Regions from separate parts of the Homo sapiens genome. Here region 2 is linked to region 1. The links are chromatin contacts, found by Hi-C or POLR2A ChIA-PET in ENCODE. All regions are on one chromosome and are shown on one strand. The core of a region is the stretch at or near the end of the contact, and the rest is flanking DNA. Distances in the headings are between cores, read along the strand shown.

The links. Hi-C counts contacts between places; a loop is a spot of excess contacts on that map. ChIA-PET counts read pairs that join two places held with the same protein, here RNA polymerase II (POLR2A). Pooled maps may share reads with other maps.
Region 2: a map of ovary shows a loop between it and region 1 (2.2-fold over the local background). The contact joins two enhancer-like sites. A Hi-C loop is called at or near these places in 35 of 168 maps with a recorded cell type or tissue (GM12878, HepG2, MCF 10A and 23 more), 5 of 37 single-sample maps with no recorded cell type and 28 of 50 pooled maps. POLR2A ChIA-PET finds 5 or more read pairs at or near these places in 3 of 52 experiments (MCF 10A, PC-9 and activated CD4-positive, alpha-beta memory T cell).

What each region holds. Positions count from the first base shown.
Region 1 is chr9:134,379,227-134,386,790 of GRCh38, reverse strand. The region is part of intron 1 of RXRA (retinoid X receptor alpha); the gene reads right to left. MIR4669 (microRNA 4669) reads right to left here and starts at 7,380; the gene lies at 7,319-7,380. RefSeq lists enhancers at 1,649-2,150, 4,957-5,056, 6,715-7,506, 7,507-7,564 and a silencer at 4,287-4,396. Within about 2 kb of position 4,537, at least 9 of the 41 ENCODE cell types and tissues checked have a DNase peak (open chromatin) inside an H3K27ac peak, as active enhancers do; they include psoas muscle and right lobe of liver, where a contact is called at or near this core.
Region 2 is chr9:134,419,761-134,427,324 of GRCh38, reverse strand. It overlaps RXRA (retinoid X receptor alpha), which reads right to left. Exons shown (of 10, transcript NM_002957.6): 6 at 5,520-5,649. Among named protein-coding and RNA genes, the nearest start is that of MIR4669, 44 kb to the right of the region's middle. RefSeq lists an enhancer at 5,762-6,262. Within about 2 kb of position 4,449, at least 11 of the 41 ENCODE cell types and tissues checked have a DNase peak (open chromatin) inside an H3K27ac peak, as active enhancers do; they include psoas muscle and right lobe of liver, where a contact is called at or near this core.

The DNA.
Region 1 (7,564 bases), core at 3,288-5,787:
TCTTCTGGAACAAAGTGGCCTGAAAGGAGCCCTCAGGCCCAGACACCCGGGGGGACACCAGAGACCCCAGTGGTCCTGGCCTCGGGCTGCAGGGTCTGGCAGACCCAGGGCCAGCCTCAGTTTGCTGTTGCTGACAGTGGCAGCCTGGGAGAATCAGAACGCTCCCATGACACCCTCAGCACGGCCACGTACGGAGCAGCCGTGACCAGACCACAGGCATGCTCCACGGAGCGGGGTGTCCCAGACCTGGCCCCCATACCTCCCCAGCCTCTCCCGACCTGGGGTCCCCAGATCCTCTCCCCCACAGCCCCAGCAGACATGCCATGAGTCCCACACTCCATAGGCAAGACACAGGCACCCACCCAGGCCACACGGAGTGGCCACCAAACCTGGCCCTCACCTGCCAGCCACCTGCGGTCCCCCGCCCGCCAGGCCAGTCCACCGCCCGACAGAGAGGCAAGGAGGTGCAGCCTCATGGCGAGGGCAGGCGAGAGGTCCCACCACAGGGGCGGCCCCATCGGCCGCTGGCCGGCGGGCTCAGGGTCCCACAGCCTCGGGTGATGCAGCGCGGCGGCTGAGCGGGCAGGAAGGGGCCTGAGGGAGGTGCCTGAGCAGAGCTGGAGTCTCTTCCAGGCAGCCTGGAGCTGGTCGCAAGCAAGTGGTGCTCATGCTGGCCCGGCGGCCCAGTTCCCCTTTCCCAGAGCCGCCCGGTCCCCCACCCTCAACCAGACACCTGTGACCACAAGGCGGCTGCCATTGGCCAAAGCCAAGAGCTTCTTGGAAGAGGACAAGGACCCCGGCCTCATTTCCTCAATCCGAGACACGACCGTCACACCCGCAGCTGGTGCCGCAGATGGTCTGCCACCCAGCAGGGGCCTGGGCAGAGGACAAGGGCAAGGCCCGGACGTTGGGCAGCCCCAAGTTCAAATCCAGCTCCACCACAGCTGGCTGCCCACTGTAGGCAAATCAGGTGACCTGGCTGGGCCCATTCCCCATCTGCGTGCTGGGGGGCGATGGCAACAGCCGCCCCAACATGGTGCCAGCCGGCATGCAGGAGTGCTGGAAAACCGGATGCAGGGTGCCTGTCCTTGTCCTGGCCTGGAGTGGTGGCCTGGAAGAAGCCCAGGCATTGTTCGGGGGCCACCACCGCTCGCGCAGGCCCTCACATCCCCACCGTGCCATCCCCACCTGCTCCCAGCAAGGGCCACACTGAGCAGGGAGCCCTAGAGAGGCCAGCATTACGGATCCTGGGGGGCGTCCTGTGGGGGCGTGGGGGACGCAGAGGCCCGAGTGGAGGAAACAAGCAGGGAGTCACCGGGCCTGGCAAGGCAGGGGCCGGAATGGAGCAGAGCCTCGGATACTGGTGAGGCAGGGCCTGAGCAGCTCTGGATGGAACCCGCCTCGAGAGGCTTGAGGAAGCACGCGGGGGAAGGGGCCTTCATGGCTCCCAGCCTCCCTCCAGCCACACAACGAGGGCTTTCTTCCAAGGCACAGAATGCCTTTTGTGGCCCATCAGCCAATGGACAAGCCCCGGGCCGGTAGTGAGTGTGGGGGTGTGGACGTGCAGCTTTCAGCCCTGCCAGCCCCTGGCATGCTAGTGGGGGTCCTAAGTCCCCATCCACCCAGGAGGCCTGAGAGCCAACCAGCTCTGTCCACAACAGGCTGCCCTGCCCAGGCTGCAGAAGCCATGGCCCGGGAACCAGGCCTCAAGGAAGGCTGCGCAGGGGTAGCTCTGAGCAGCAGCGACTCACGGCCCACACCCTGTCTGTGCCCATCCCAGGCCAGGAGCTTCCTGCCTGCCCAACCAGTGCTGGGGACAGGCCGCCAAGATGTCACACAGGGCTGGAGGGGAACCAGAAGTCTCCTGTGATGGCACCCCCACATGCTCACACCCGTCTGAAAACCCTTCTGCAGGCGGTGCTCAGGACTGGAGGCCAGGCTGGCCCTGAACCACAGGAGGGCACTGCCCCGCCTGAGCACAGGGAAACCCACTGCCCACAAAAGCCCAGGGCACCAGCGTCAAGGCAGCAGGTGGGACACAGAGGGCTCCTTTCCTCCTGGAAGACAGAAAAGGGCCAGAGAACCCTCGCCCCCAGGCCGACCGGGTGACGGCCCAGTACAGCCCCACCGCAGCCTCTTCCTCCAGCTCTGGCCCCTGCCCCCCAGCACGCCCTGCATGGGTCCACACGCTGCTCACCCTGCACCCACAGCTCCACCGGCTGAGGGGCCCAGGGCAGGTCCCTTCCCTCCTGGGTCTCACCCACCACAAAAGCCCATGCTCTGCAGAACCCACTAAATTCCCAAGTCTCCCCCAGCTTCGGGCTGTCCCTAGCTTGCTGGTGTCTCCACTGCTGCCATATCCCCTGACTCCATCCTCAGTCGCTGGCGACCCCAGCACGGTTCGCTTTCCTCTGCACCACCGGCCCAGCCATGTGGAGCAGGTAACCATCAATGTCTGCCCAGTTTGGGGTTCAAAGATGATGAGGGAGGTCCCTGGGGTGACAGCGAGGAGGGTCCAGGACTCCTCCCGAGGGGTGACACTGAAGAGGGTTGAGGACTCCCCGCCGGGGTGACAGTATGGAGGGTCCAGGACTCCCCCCCAACCGGGGTGACACTGAGGAGGGTCCAGGACTCCCCCCGGGGGTGACAGTGTGGAGGGTCTGGGACTCCCCCCACAGGGTGACAGTGTGGAGAGTCCAGGACTCCCCACCTGAGTGACAGTGTGGAGGGTCTGGGACTCCCAGCTCTAGTGAGGAGAAGATAGGCTTTTGTTGAGCTGGGGTCTGTACCACAGGCACATGCTAGTCTCATAATAACAACACAAACAACCCCCGAGGCCTGGTTTCATCAAGACTCAGGCCAGACGGTCCCTTGGCCTCCTGGGTGTTAGCCAGGATCCCTTGTTCCCTCCTCTGAACTTTCCAGCTCCCTGCACATCGGGTTCAGGGCCTGGAACCACACCTGGATAAGCTCATCCTATGGACAAGGGCATGGGACGGTTCTGCCTGGAGTGAGGATCACAGCCCACCTACCCGTCCTCATGCAGCCCAGGTCGAAGCTTTATTCCCAAGAGGCACACCATGCCACCATGCTAACTGCCAACTCAGCTGTGGCTGGTGGTCAGCTGTGACCCCCAGATCCTCGCCAGCTGCCTGAGGGCCTGGTTCCCAGAGTGGGGCGGGGAGTGGGAGGTGCGAAGCCTCTGTGGGTTCTTCCGGCCCTCACCCCATCAATGCGCTTCATTTATGCCCAACAAGCCTCACTGACAGCTAAGTGGTGCGGTCTCATGAGACTCGGAATGAGGGTCCGTGTCCCCATCCTACCCCTGCCCCAGGGTTGACCTCAGCCCCAGAGGGGACAGGCAAGGTCCAAGACTGCAGGGCCCCTCACAGAGCCAGCACAGACTGACCTCCCACCTCAGCAGGTCTGGTGCTGGCCCCTGGACACATCCTGACCTGCAACAGGCTCCCAGCCCGCCACACCCACTCAGGCCACACAAGACAGCCCCACCTCCATCCTGCCTCACCCTGACATGGCTCATCAGTGAGACAAAGACCCCCAGAGCAAGTCCAGCTGACCAGCTGCTCAGCCCTCTGGGGTGAAGCGGCCTGGGCTCTCGGCCCCTCATGGCCCCCCTGTGTGTGCTGACACTGGGGAAGCCTCTGGCAGGACATGGCTTAGATGGGCCCACCCTGTCTGTCCCCACAGTGTGCACACACACAGCCACATCTGCCCAATCACCCACAGCATGTGATCCCAGCAGCCCAGGGGCATAGCCAGGTGGCTCCAGTCCCACTGCAGCCCCTTCTGGGCCCTTCAGCCAGGGTCTCGCTAACCAGGTCCTGTCCAGACAGCCCGAAGCTACGCCTGCATTCGGCACGCTCCAAGAACTCGACAGGTGCTGCGCCCAGCACCGGGGCAGAGTCCACACTCGCCGAACGCTGCTCTCAGGTGGGCAGGGCCTCCCCAGCCAAAGCCAGAGGCCACCCCGGACCAGCTCTCAGGCACATGTCTTCCCAGCTCAGAGACGGCAACGCCACAGACCAGGGCCTCCCAGAGACCCGGCTGTTACATAGTTAGCTGCCCACCCTCATACTGCCCACTCAGGCCTCAGCACCCCACCCTGGATAACTGGAGGGGCTGATTCGTAACCCAAAAGGCCCCTCCCTCGTGAATCCACACCCCAGCACCCCATGAATCCCACACACCTACTGCTCCATCAGTGCACAGAGGCCCATGGTGTCCAGTCCCCAGCCTCTGGTCCACCTTGCCAGTCCAGCAAAGCCAAGACAGCAGCCAGGGGCTTTCTCGCAGGACCGGCTGCAAGGGCAGGACTTCCTACCAGCTGCCCTGGCCCCGCCCCAGCCCCCAGCTCTGGTCTCCTCAGCACCCAGCTCCTGGCCCCCACTGTCTCCCCAGGCCTCACTCCTCCCAGCCAAGGTGCTAAAGGCCTGAGCTTGGGTCCCAGCCAGAGCCCTCCGAGCCCAGTCAAAAGCGCACACACACACACACACACACACACCACCCAAACCTCTTCCTTCCTCCCCACATGCGGCCGGCCACAGGGGCAGCAGCAGGCGGGGAGGCAGACGCCAGCCCAGGGGGAGGGTAACCTTACCTCCCAGCATCTACACCTTGGCTCAGCCCACTGCCCTGCGCCCCCCCACATCCTGGCAGGGCATGTGTGCATCTTGGTGGGGTGGGAGGGTCCTCATTACAGAGACCAAAGTGCCCAGCTGGCCCGCTGGCCTCTCCCAAACTCCTGGGTCCAGGGACAGAAGGAGAGGAGGAGACGTGGGGAGGGCACACTGACTGCTACACCGAGGGAGCGGTGGCTTCACCTGCCCACAGGTACAGTTTTCATCACCACCTGAGCAGCCCCCACCGGGAGGCTGCATCCAACTCATCCTGTGGGCCCCACACACCAAAGGCACCTTGTGGCCACTTCACGACGGAGCACCTAAGGTGCAGTGCGCCCCTGCTGGGCACCCCGGGGAGGTCGGGGCTAATTTGCAGTGAAGCCCCTTCAAAGCCCTAACCAGGGCCGCTGAAGAAAATAGGCAGAACCAGGAGGCCCCACCCCCAAGTCCACCTGAGGGGCTCTGTCATTCACTTGCCTACCTGCCGGCCAGATCCCTCAAGGCCAGCACCACCCTCTGTACCAGAGGGGCCTTGTGGCCATGGAGGAGGGAGAAGGGCGGGCGCCACATAGACCATGGTGTCCTGCCCCACCCAGCCCCCACCATCTCCACCAGCCCCTCTCAGCCCTGGGCCTGGCCCTTACAGCACACACAATCATTCCCTCTGCGTCTTCCTACCAGGGACACCTCCTCCAGGAAGCCTTCCCTCTCCCGCTCAGACAGTTAGAAGATCCAACAGGGCCCAGCCCTGAGAGACGGCCCTGAGAGAGCCCCTCTCAGCACTCTGCCCCAGCGCGGTCAGCACTAGCTAAGGTCTGAGCTCAACTCCTCCAGACAGGGCTCTACCAGCAGGTGAGGCCAGCTGCATCCCTGGACCCAGCCCCCAGCCCAGGCCGGGCAACCTGGCCACGCACTCCCATACGCCTGCCTCTTCAAAGCCTCTGCAGCTCCAAGATCTCCCTCCCCAGGGTCCCCCTCTCCAGGGCCTCCCTCAACCCTCCCAGCCCATGTCTGTCCTTCCTCAAATCAGTGCCCACCGCAGGCTCTGACAGCAGCAACTGGGGCTCAGAGAAGGAAAACCCCTTGTCCGGGTCACAGAGCTGGCCTGAGGCCCCACCGGGTTCAGACTCAGTCTCTGACTGGGCCCTGCACCTCCTGCCCGCTGGGGCCACATTTCCCCAGTACAGTGAGGGGCACCCCCTGAACCCTCAGCTGCTGGGAGGGGTTCCCGGGGGCTCTGCTGTCTCTACTGCAGATTGACAGGGGGGGATCCGGCCATGGGTAGAAGGTGCCGTCTGCCTGCAGCTCAAAGCCCCTTACCTCAGGACGGGCAGCCCTGGATTCTGGAGGAGGCCTTTCCTCTGGCCTCAGACCTCGGCCAGACCCAGGTGCCGGGGAACTGGAAAGGTGCTTCATGAGGCTCGGTGGCCAGCTGCACTCCCCACCTGGCCCAGGAGCTGGGACAAGCCACAGCCAGGTGTCGTGGGGCAGCAATAGGAGGGCCAAGGCCTGGCCACAGAGGCAGCCACAGAGAGCAGGGACCCCATGGCACTAGGTCACCAACCCTTCCCAAGTCCAGTCCCTGGACACCCCAACCATCACACCGAGGGGCCCGTCCTGTCTACCTCCCAGCCTGCAGCCTCCTCCCAGGGGGGGCCGCCCACCTGACAGGCGGCATCTGCTCCTTGCAACCACTGGGTCATGGGAGGCTCCTCACTTCTCATGGCCACCCCAGCCCCTATCCGACCCCAGGCGAAGTCCCCAGCCCTGATCTGGCCCCTGGCTCCTGACCCAGGTTCTCCAGGAGAACCCGGGCAGGACCCCACCCTACCCCTGCCCCCAGGCCAAGCCACGGGCAGGCCAGCCTCAGCACGCCAGCTCACAGTGCCCCGGCCACCCCCACTCCCATCCTGGGATCGGCGTGACTCACGGGGCCGGCACGCCACCTCCGGCCTACACCGCGGGGGGCCACCCCCAACACACGCACCTGCCCTGACTTGCCGCTGGTGGACGGTGGCAGTGCCAAGGCCACACTTGGCCCTCAGGCGGCACGACTGACCACGACAACAGAGGGGCTGCAGGGGAGAGGGCAGGAAGATTGTGCTCAGGCAGGGGGCACAGAAAAGGGAGCCCCTGCTGGGCTTCAGTCCCTAATCCTGAAGCTCCGACAGCCCCGAGGCCTCCACCAACCCCCAGGGGAGCAGGCTGGGAGGCCAGAGTCTCAGACCCAGAGACCAGCAGGCCTCCAGGCTCTGCCATACTGGAGAGGGGGCTGGAGCCGCCAAGGCCAGATCCCAGGGCCACTGCCCCTCCCACACAAGGCCCCAGGGTTGGAGCTGGGGAAGACTGAGCTCCATCCTTAGGGGCAGCTGGGCCCAGGTCCCTACAGACCACAGGCACAGAGGGGCTGAGCTGGACCCACGAACCCGCCCAGGCTGGGCCTCAGGTTTTCTCATCCGCATACTGGGGCTGTCCTGCTACCTCCCAGGACCGCAGGGTGGGGTCAGAGAGGGGCTGGAGCAGGAGGGTGAGACCCTGCGGCTGTCAGGGAGCACAGGAGCATCACCCAAGGCCTGGAGCAAGCCCCCCATGAGGCCGAGCCACCAAGACCCTGGGCCACGGCCACTGGCAGTGCCTGCCACAGACGGTCAGTGATGGGCAGCGACTCGGTCCTGGGGGCCCTCCTCCACTTCCCGGACACAGACACAGATGCCTGGATGGCCAGGAAGTGAAGGGAGGCCCCATCTCAGGGTGCCCCAGAAGCAGCTCACCACAGGACAGCCAGCCTCCCCTCCCACTGTCTGTCACGGAGCCCCCAGCCCTCCTTCATCCCCACCCCATGCACAGGGCATCTGTGCCCTCGGCAACAGCTGTTGCTGATGGGGCAGGCCCGAGCCCCGCCCTCAGGGAGCCCACAGGGATCA
Region 2 (7,564 bases), core at 3,200-5,699, 41 kb before region 1:
GAGTGGGGTCCCCCGGGGCGGGGGTTTAGGAAACACAACCAAGGCCGCAGCATGCAGTGGCATCCCAGGGCTCAGCCGAGCCAGCCGCGAAAACAGCTTCCACACTGCCCAGCCAGATTTTCTTTGACCACAGAACCCTCTTTTTTTTTTTTTTGTTTTTGCCCAATGAAACATCTGTAGCATCACATTTGGGAGAAGTCTAATCTAGAAGAGGCCCCCTCAATCTGACATGTGGGTAATCTGTGGCCCAGGGAGGGGAAGGGTTTGCCCCAAATCACACAGAGACTTGGACAGGAGCCCCGGGCCCACTCCCACTCCTGCCCCTCCTACGGCTCAGCCCGTCAGGTTTTCCCAGGCTGAGAGGCACTGGGTCTGACATCCAGTGAGAGCAAATGCTCTCCTAGGAAAGGGCTCTCCCTCCCTTCCCACACCAGGCCCAGTGTGGACAGACTTCCTGTGGCCAAGGGCAGGGACCCAGGGGGCCGAGGACAAGATCTGGGCTGGGGCACAACTGGCCCCAAACCCACCATCCCTGGCCAGTCCTGGCCTCTCGGGCCTGCCTCTCTCCCTCACATCCTGCAGGCCTGGGGGTTTACCTGAGCAGTGGCCACCTCCCCTCCCACTGCCCCGAGAGCCCCTGAGGCCACCCAGCAGGCACCAGGGTAGACTCGCCTCTGAAACTCTGGTGTGCCCAGCAGAGGGGCCTAGTGCACGGCTGGGGTCAGAAGGCGCTGCTGAGCCGAGGTGCGGCCCTCAGCACGGGATACAGGTCAGGAGCCCAGACACACGGACAGAACAGTGCGGAGTCTCTCTCTGCACCCTCCGGCACGCCGGCTGCATCTCAGCTCCCCTGTCCCCTGTCCCTCCACCCCGATGTCCTCACTCGGTTATTTCTCCTCTCCTGCCCCACACACCTTTGTAAGCTGCCCTCCTCCTTCTCGGATGTAAGAGAAAAATAGGAGAGGAACCCACTTTACAGTAACCTTTGGGGTGTCTTCACCTTCCTAAGTGCTCCATCGCTGCAGGAAGGAGGGCTCCTGGCCCTGTGATGTGGGGGCCCGGCACGGACACAGCTTTAAACGGCTCAGGGTGCGCTGGCCTTTCAGAAGGAGGACCTCAGTGATGCAGAGGATACCAGGTCTTACTCCAGGCTCCAAGCGCAGGACAAAGAGTCTTGCCTGGGGCTGCTCCCTTGGTCACTATGTCCTCCAACTCAAGAGGCTGGCCCTTCCCAAGGAACTTACTCCTGCAGATCCCTCGTGGCCCTGCCCAAACGCTCAGGGCCTCTGCTGGGGTTGCAGGACCCCTGGACAGCGCTTCCGGAAGGAACAGCACAGAGTCAAGGGTCAGGTGGGGAAGCTGGGGCCTCGGGCTCCAACCTGGCTCAGCCACGTTCCTGTCTCACCTCTGAGCCACCACTTCCGCAGCACAAGGGACAGTAATAACACCGACTCCTGGTGGTCTGGAGAGTTAAATGAGTCCACACTCACAAGGCAGGGCAGGGCCCCCCCAGAGTCACGGCTGCTGTCCCCATGGGGCTTGTGATGGGGATCCCGTCCCAGGGCGGCAGTGACAAGAGCCCAGCCTGGCTTACCCTGTGTTCTGGGGCCAGAGATGTGGGCAGGATTAACAAGACCAGGGGAGTAAAGTGGTGTGCTGTCCCCACAGGGGGACCTTGGGCCTGCTACCTAAGCCTGGCCCCTCCCTCCCTCCCTCCCAGCCCAGCAAGGCCCGCCCACTTCCATTCCCCCCACCCCCCTCACCCCCCCCCACCCCCCACCCTGCCGCCACGCAGGAGGTGCCTGTGCAACCCAGGCCCTCAGACGACCCCGCTGGAGCAGCTAACACGGCCTTGGAAAGCAACAGCCTGGGATGAAGGGGGCAGGTGGGAAGGAGGTTGGACGGAGAAACCTGAAAGCTGTGAGCGACCCGGCCCTGTCTCAGTTTACTCATCTGACAAACACAAGGGTCAGGGTGTGACCCAGAGCTTCCATGGAACAAGCCAAAACTCTTCATTTTAATGCTTTATTTCTGAAGGCCTCCTGGACGGGTAGGGCAGCAGCCCACCCCAAGGAAGGGGCCCTACCCCACAGGAGCAGACACGTGTGACATCAACCTCCCACAGCCTGGCTGGAATCCTCCACCAGTTTCTGGGCCCCTGCAGGGCTGTGGCCACTGCACCCCCACTCAGTGTCACCGCGAGCCACAGGTGGACACTCCCCGGAGTGAGCAGAGACCTTGGGCCTTGAACCTGCATGGCCAATGGCTCTCACGATGGTGGGAATTGCAGGTCTGGGCACCCATTCCCATCGTTGCTGTCGCCCAGCGGAAGTGACCTCCCCCACCAGCACTGGGAACACAGTGGGAGGGCCTAGCACAGGGACATAATGGGGGAGCACTCAGTGGCCCTGGCACCTGCCGGAGCTGGGCGGGGCCTCACCTCTGCCACTGCCTCCTGCCAGAAGAAAACCCAGCAGGATCACCCCTGGTCCCCAGTCAGGCTACAGCCATGGATCCTGACCTGAGCCCCCTGGAGGGGGACAGAGTCCTTCAGCCAACACCAGCCAGGCACAGTGTATCCTTGGAGTTAACCCAGGTCCTCTCCAGCCACCTGGCCAGTGCAGGCTTCAAACTCCAGTGTTCCACATCTGAATTGGACGTGTGCTTCAGTGGACCTTACTGGGGCTTGGGGAGACCACCTGATGGGTGAGCTGCTGGCCCCGGCAGACAGAACACACAAGGACACTGAGGCACAGAGAGTAAGTGACTCAGCCAAGGTCAGCTGCTCGTGGGTAGTGGGGCTGGGACTCATGCCGGAAATGCAGCTTCAGACCTCACCATGCGGCCCTCGAAGCCAGAAGCATGCATGAGCAGGGCCCACTGGAGACAGGTCAGCAAGGACCTCAGTGGGCGCCCAGGGGGAGGTCAGGCTGGGAGTCCCACTCAGAGACATGCAGCCGCAGAGATCTCCCGGAAAGAGCCGCTGGGCAGGAGCAGAGGCCACCCTCGCAGAGATGCCACGGGATGGCTTTCCAGGCATCCTAGAAGGGCCTGGGGACTCATGGCACCAGGGCTCTGGGCTAAGGGAAGGGCCTTGCGGGGAGCCCCCACCTGACAGCTGCAGGGAGACCACAGGCAGGTGCCCACCTAAGAGGGACAGCCACAGAAACCCTCTAACCTCAGCACTGCACTCCACCACGACCACCCCACGCAGGCCCTCAGCACCGCACTCCACCACGAACACCCCACACAGGCTGAGGCTGGAGCCAGAAGCTGCCAGAACATGGGACCACAGGGCCAGGCACCACACAAACATGGCGACGGACACAGCCATCCAACCCGACTCGGACCTCCGCCAGGCCCCCAGCGCACAACCATCTGGGATCCCCAGGAAAAGAGCTGCGTGCGGCCAGCTGTTCTCTGGATCGGTCTGGTGGGTTGGGGTGGGGTGGGAGCACCGCCCTCTCTCAGCAAAAGCCTTGGCTATCTCTCCAAGGACCACTGGGGTCAGGCAGGCCTGCAGCTGGCAAAGCCAGGGGCTCTGAACCGAGGGTTCTGGGGGAGCCCCTGCAAACAAGGGCAGGGTTCCCTTGGCAGGCGGAATACTCACCATACCCTGAAAGAAGTCTGAGCCCGCAACGGCAGACAGCCACATGCCTCAGGCCCAGAGGGGCAAGGACCCACCAGACACGAGGCCAGCGGGATTAAGTCAAGGACTTTGAGATGGGAGATTATCCTGGCTCCTCCGGCGGGGCCCAGTATGGCCAGAAGAGTCCTTCCAGGAGGGTGGCGACGGCGCCAGGCCCTATACACACAGCCTGTGTGGTCACAGCCCTGACCCAAGCAACTTCCAGAACATTCCCTGCTTCACAGGGAGCCCGTCTCTGGCTGTGTCTTCTCCACTTGCCACTTAGGAGCCGCCTTGTATGGGCTGAGGCTCCCCAGTCGGGCTGAGGCGGCGGAGCCCACAGTGCGGTAGCGGGCCTCTAGGCAGCTGGGACACCCGGCCCTAAGGGAGCTTGGCTTCTTGGGCCCAGGGGGACATGGGACAGTGACCAGCACCATCGTCGGGCAGTGAGGGCAGACCTGGGCACCCAACGTGTTGCTTCACCAGCAGGAAACTCCACTAACAGCCTGGCCTCACAGCTACCCCGGCTGACTCGGCAAGAACCAGCCCCAGTCAGCACGCCCCTCACACCCCCTTTCCAGGTGGGGGACCAGCTTTGCGGGGGGCCTGCCCCATCCAGGCTTCCACTGCCAACCTGACCCCAAAACCCCAAAGCTGAGCTCCCAGCCACCGTCCTGGCCGCCGCATGGCATCACGGGGAGTGTGATGCGCGTGGAGCAGGCATTTCTGTGCAGTGGCTCTGTGCACCACCATTACCGCATGGAAAGAGAGCTGCGGCCTTGGAGTGGGAGGAGAAGGGCAGAGAGCACGTGGCTCTCCTGGGCAGCCCCTGGAACACAGCCAGCCTCCCTCTCCAGAGCCCCCAAACCTCCACCGACAGCCCATTACCTCTCTGAAGGCCACTGAGAGACCCCGCATGGTACACCTCCTTATGAGGGATGGAGGGAAACTGAGGCCCCAGGCCCTTCCCCCAACAGTCCCATAGAGTACATAGGAGGTCCCAGGACGGGGGAGTGTCCCGGGAGTGGGGAGTGTCCGGGGAGTGGGGAGTGTCCGGGGAGAGGGGAGTGTCCCGGGAGTGGGGAGCGTCCTGGGAGCGGGGAGTGTCCCGGGAGAGGGGAGTGTCCCGGGAGTGGGGACTGTCCCAGGAGGGGGGAGTGTCCCGGAAGGGGGGAGTGTCCCGGGAGAGGGGAGTGTCCTGGGAGGGGGGAGTGTCCCGGTAGCAGGGAGTGTGTCCCGGGAGTAGGGAGTGTCTAGGGAGAGGGGAGCGTCCAGGGAGAGTGGAATGTCACGGGACGGGGGAGTGTCCCGGGAGGGGGGAGTGTCCCGGTAGCGGGGAGTGTGTCCCGGGAGGGGGTAGTGTCCCAGGAGTGGGGAGTGTCCCGGGAAAGGGGAGCGTCCCAGGAAGTAGGAGTGTGTCCTGGGAGCGGGGAGCGTCCTGGGAGATGGGAGCATCCCAGGAGTGGGGAGTATGTCCCAGGAGGGGGAAGTGTGTCCCTGGAGGGGGAAGTGTGTCCCAGGAGGGGGAAGTGTGTCCCAGGAGGGGGAAGTGTGTCCCAGGAGTGGGGAGTGTCCCGGGAGGTAGAAGTGTGTCCCAGGAGTCGGGAGTGTCCTGGGAGAGGGGAGCGTCCTGGGAGAGGGGAGCGTCCTGGGAGATGGGAGCATCCAGGGAGGGGGGAGTGTGTTCCGGGAAGGGGGAGTGTCCCGGGAGGTAGGAGTGTGTCCCAGGAGAGGGGAGTGTCCCGGGAGGTAGGAGTGGGTCCTGGGAGGGGGGAGTGTCCCAGGACAGGGGAGTGTCCCGGGAGTGCGGAGTATCCCGGGAGGGGGGAGTGTCCTGGTACGTGTCCCATCTGCATGGCATCCCCATCCCCACCTAGGCCTCGCCACTCACCTGCCCGCAGCAGGATGACCTGGTCGTCCAGGGGCAGCTCTGAGAAGTGTGGGATCCGCTTGGCCCACTCCACCAGGGTGAAAAGCTGTTTGTCGGCTGCTTGGCAAATGTTGGTGACAGGGTCGTTCGGCTGCAGTGGAGGAAGAAGAGCAGGACATTCAGTCCCAGAAGCCAGTGTACTGACCAAACACAGCCCAGACCAGGCCCTGCCACACGCTGGGCCCATGCAGGACGCTGAATACGGCCCCCAAAGATGCCCAGGCCCCAATCCCCAGAACCTGGGACTATGCGACCTTGCATGGCACATGGGGCTTGGCAGAGGTGATTAGGTGTGGCCTGATATTGGGAGGTAAGCCTGCACCACTGGGGGGACCCAGGGTCATTGCAAGGGGTCTATGAGAGGGAGGCAGGAGGGTCAGAGGAAGAGATGAGATCACAGACGCTGGGGCCCAAGGGGAGAGAGACACTGCTGGGTTTGAAGGTGGAGGAAGAGGCCACAAGCCAAGGAATGTGCCAGAAGCAGAGGCCAGGGCAGACTCCCCAGCAGAGCCTCCAGGAGCCAGCCGGCAGGCACCTTGATGTCAGCCCGGCAAGACTGCTTTTGGCTCTCTGGCCACAGAACAGTCATATAATAAAATGTGTGTTGTTTCCAGCCACTGGGTTACAGCAGGACGCACGAGTCTCTCCCACAGCTCTGGAAGGCAGGTGCGGCGAGCTGACGAAACTGGATATGGGCAGCACTGGAGCAGGGTGGGACCAACCACCTTCATCTCTGATGGCCAAGGTGGCCCACGCTGGGGACAGGGCTGGCCTCTCACGTTCCATCAGGCATGGATGTGGGAGCTCAGGAGGGCAGGAGCCTCGGCTGAGATACCAGGCCCCAGGCACAGAGAGAGCAGCATTCACGGCTCCTTTGGAAAGTCCTAGCCGGAAGGGGGCCATTCAGTCTCACAGATGAGGGGACCCAGGCAGCCTTGAACAGGGCAGGAGGGGAGGCCCCTCCTCAGCTCCTGGCAGGTGGGGCTTGGGTCACGGACCTTCTGTGTCCTGAGCAATGGGAACTCAGATGACGGCCCCCTCAGTGGTGCCGCTGCAGGAATAACGACTGTGAATAGGATTCGGGGATCCCTCACTTCAGGGCATCTGCCAAGGAGAAAAATGCCTCCCTTTGAAGAGCTTCCACCAACAGCAACCATCTGCTCATCAGAGACGTGCAGCCTAAACGCAGCGCCCGGCGGGAAAGGCCTCTGAGGGCGGAGTGAGAAGGCCCCCGAGGAATGGCACAGAGACTCGCCAGGACCCTCGGAAGAGGGCAGGGCAGCCCTTGGGGGCCCGAGCCAGAAGGGGTATACACAGGGGTGGGATCCCTCGGCTGAGTGGGGTTGACCACAGTCTACACAGACTCACTCATTCCTCCACAAACCTTCCATCAGCAGCAGCCACAGCCCCCAGCACTCACAGGGCTCCCGGATCTGTGCACAGCGCCCCCCAGGCCTGCCACAGCCAGGCTGGCTTCTTAGCCTCAGCCTCTCCTTCTGTCACGCTGGGGGCTGAAAGGGGCCCATCCTTCTCGCCTGCCCATCGGCTGCAGGGTATCCCTGAGAAAGGATGAAGCAGGCCTGGCAGGGGCGGGGGGATATGGGAACCAGCCCCGAGCACCGTGTCTGCAGCAGTGGCTCTGCTGGGGATCCTTGTACCCAGGAACTTCCCAGCCACTAGCCGGCCACTCTCGGAAGCCAAGACGGGGCCCAGAGCAGGCCCAGGTGACAGGCTGGTGCCATGGGTAGGAAGGAGAGCCTCAAGCCCTCCTGGGCTGGCTGGGACCTCTGCAGGAGTGGGCACACGGGTCACCATCTGTCATGTGCCTGCAGTGTGCACAGCCGGCCACAGGGAGCAGAATGTGGCAGGCTGGAGAGCCAGGAGGCCGGAGCGGAGGAGGAGGCACACTCCCGGCAGGTGTGAGGCTCTCGCTCCAGTACCAGCAGGGCTAGGCCTGGAGGGGGTCCCCTAGGTAGGGAGGGATAGTGCAGGATCCTGGCTCCACC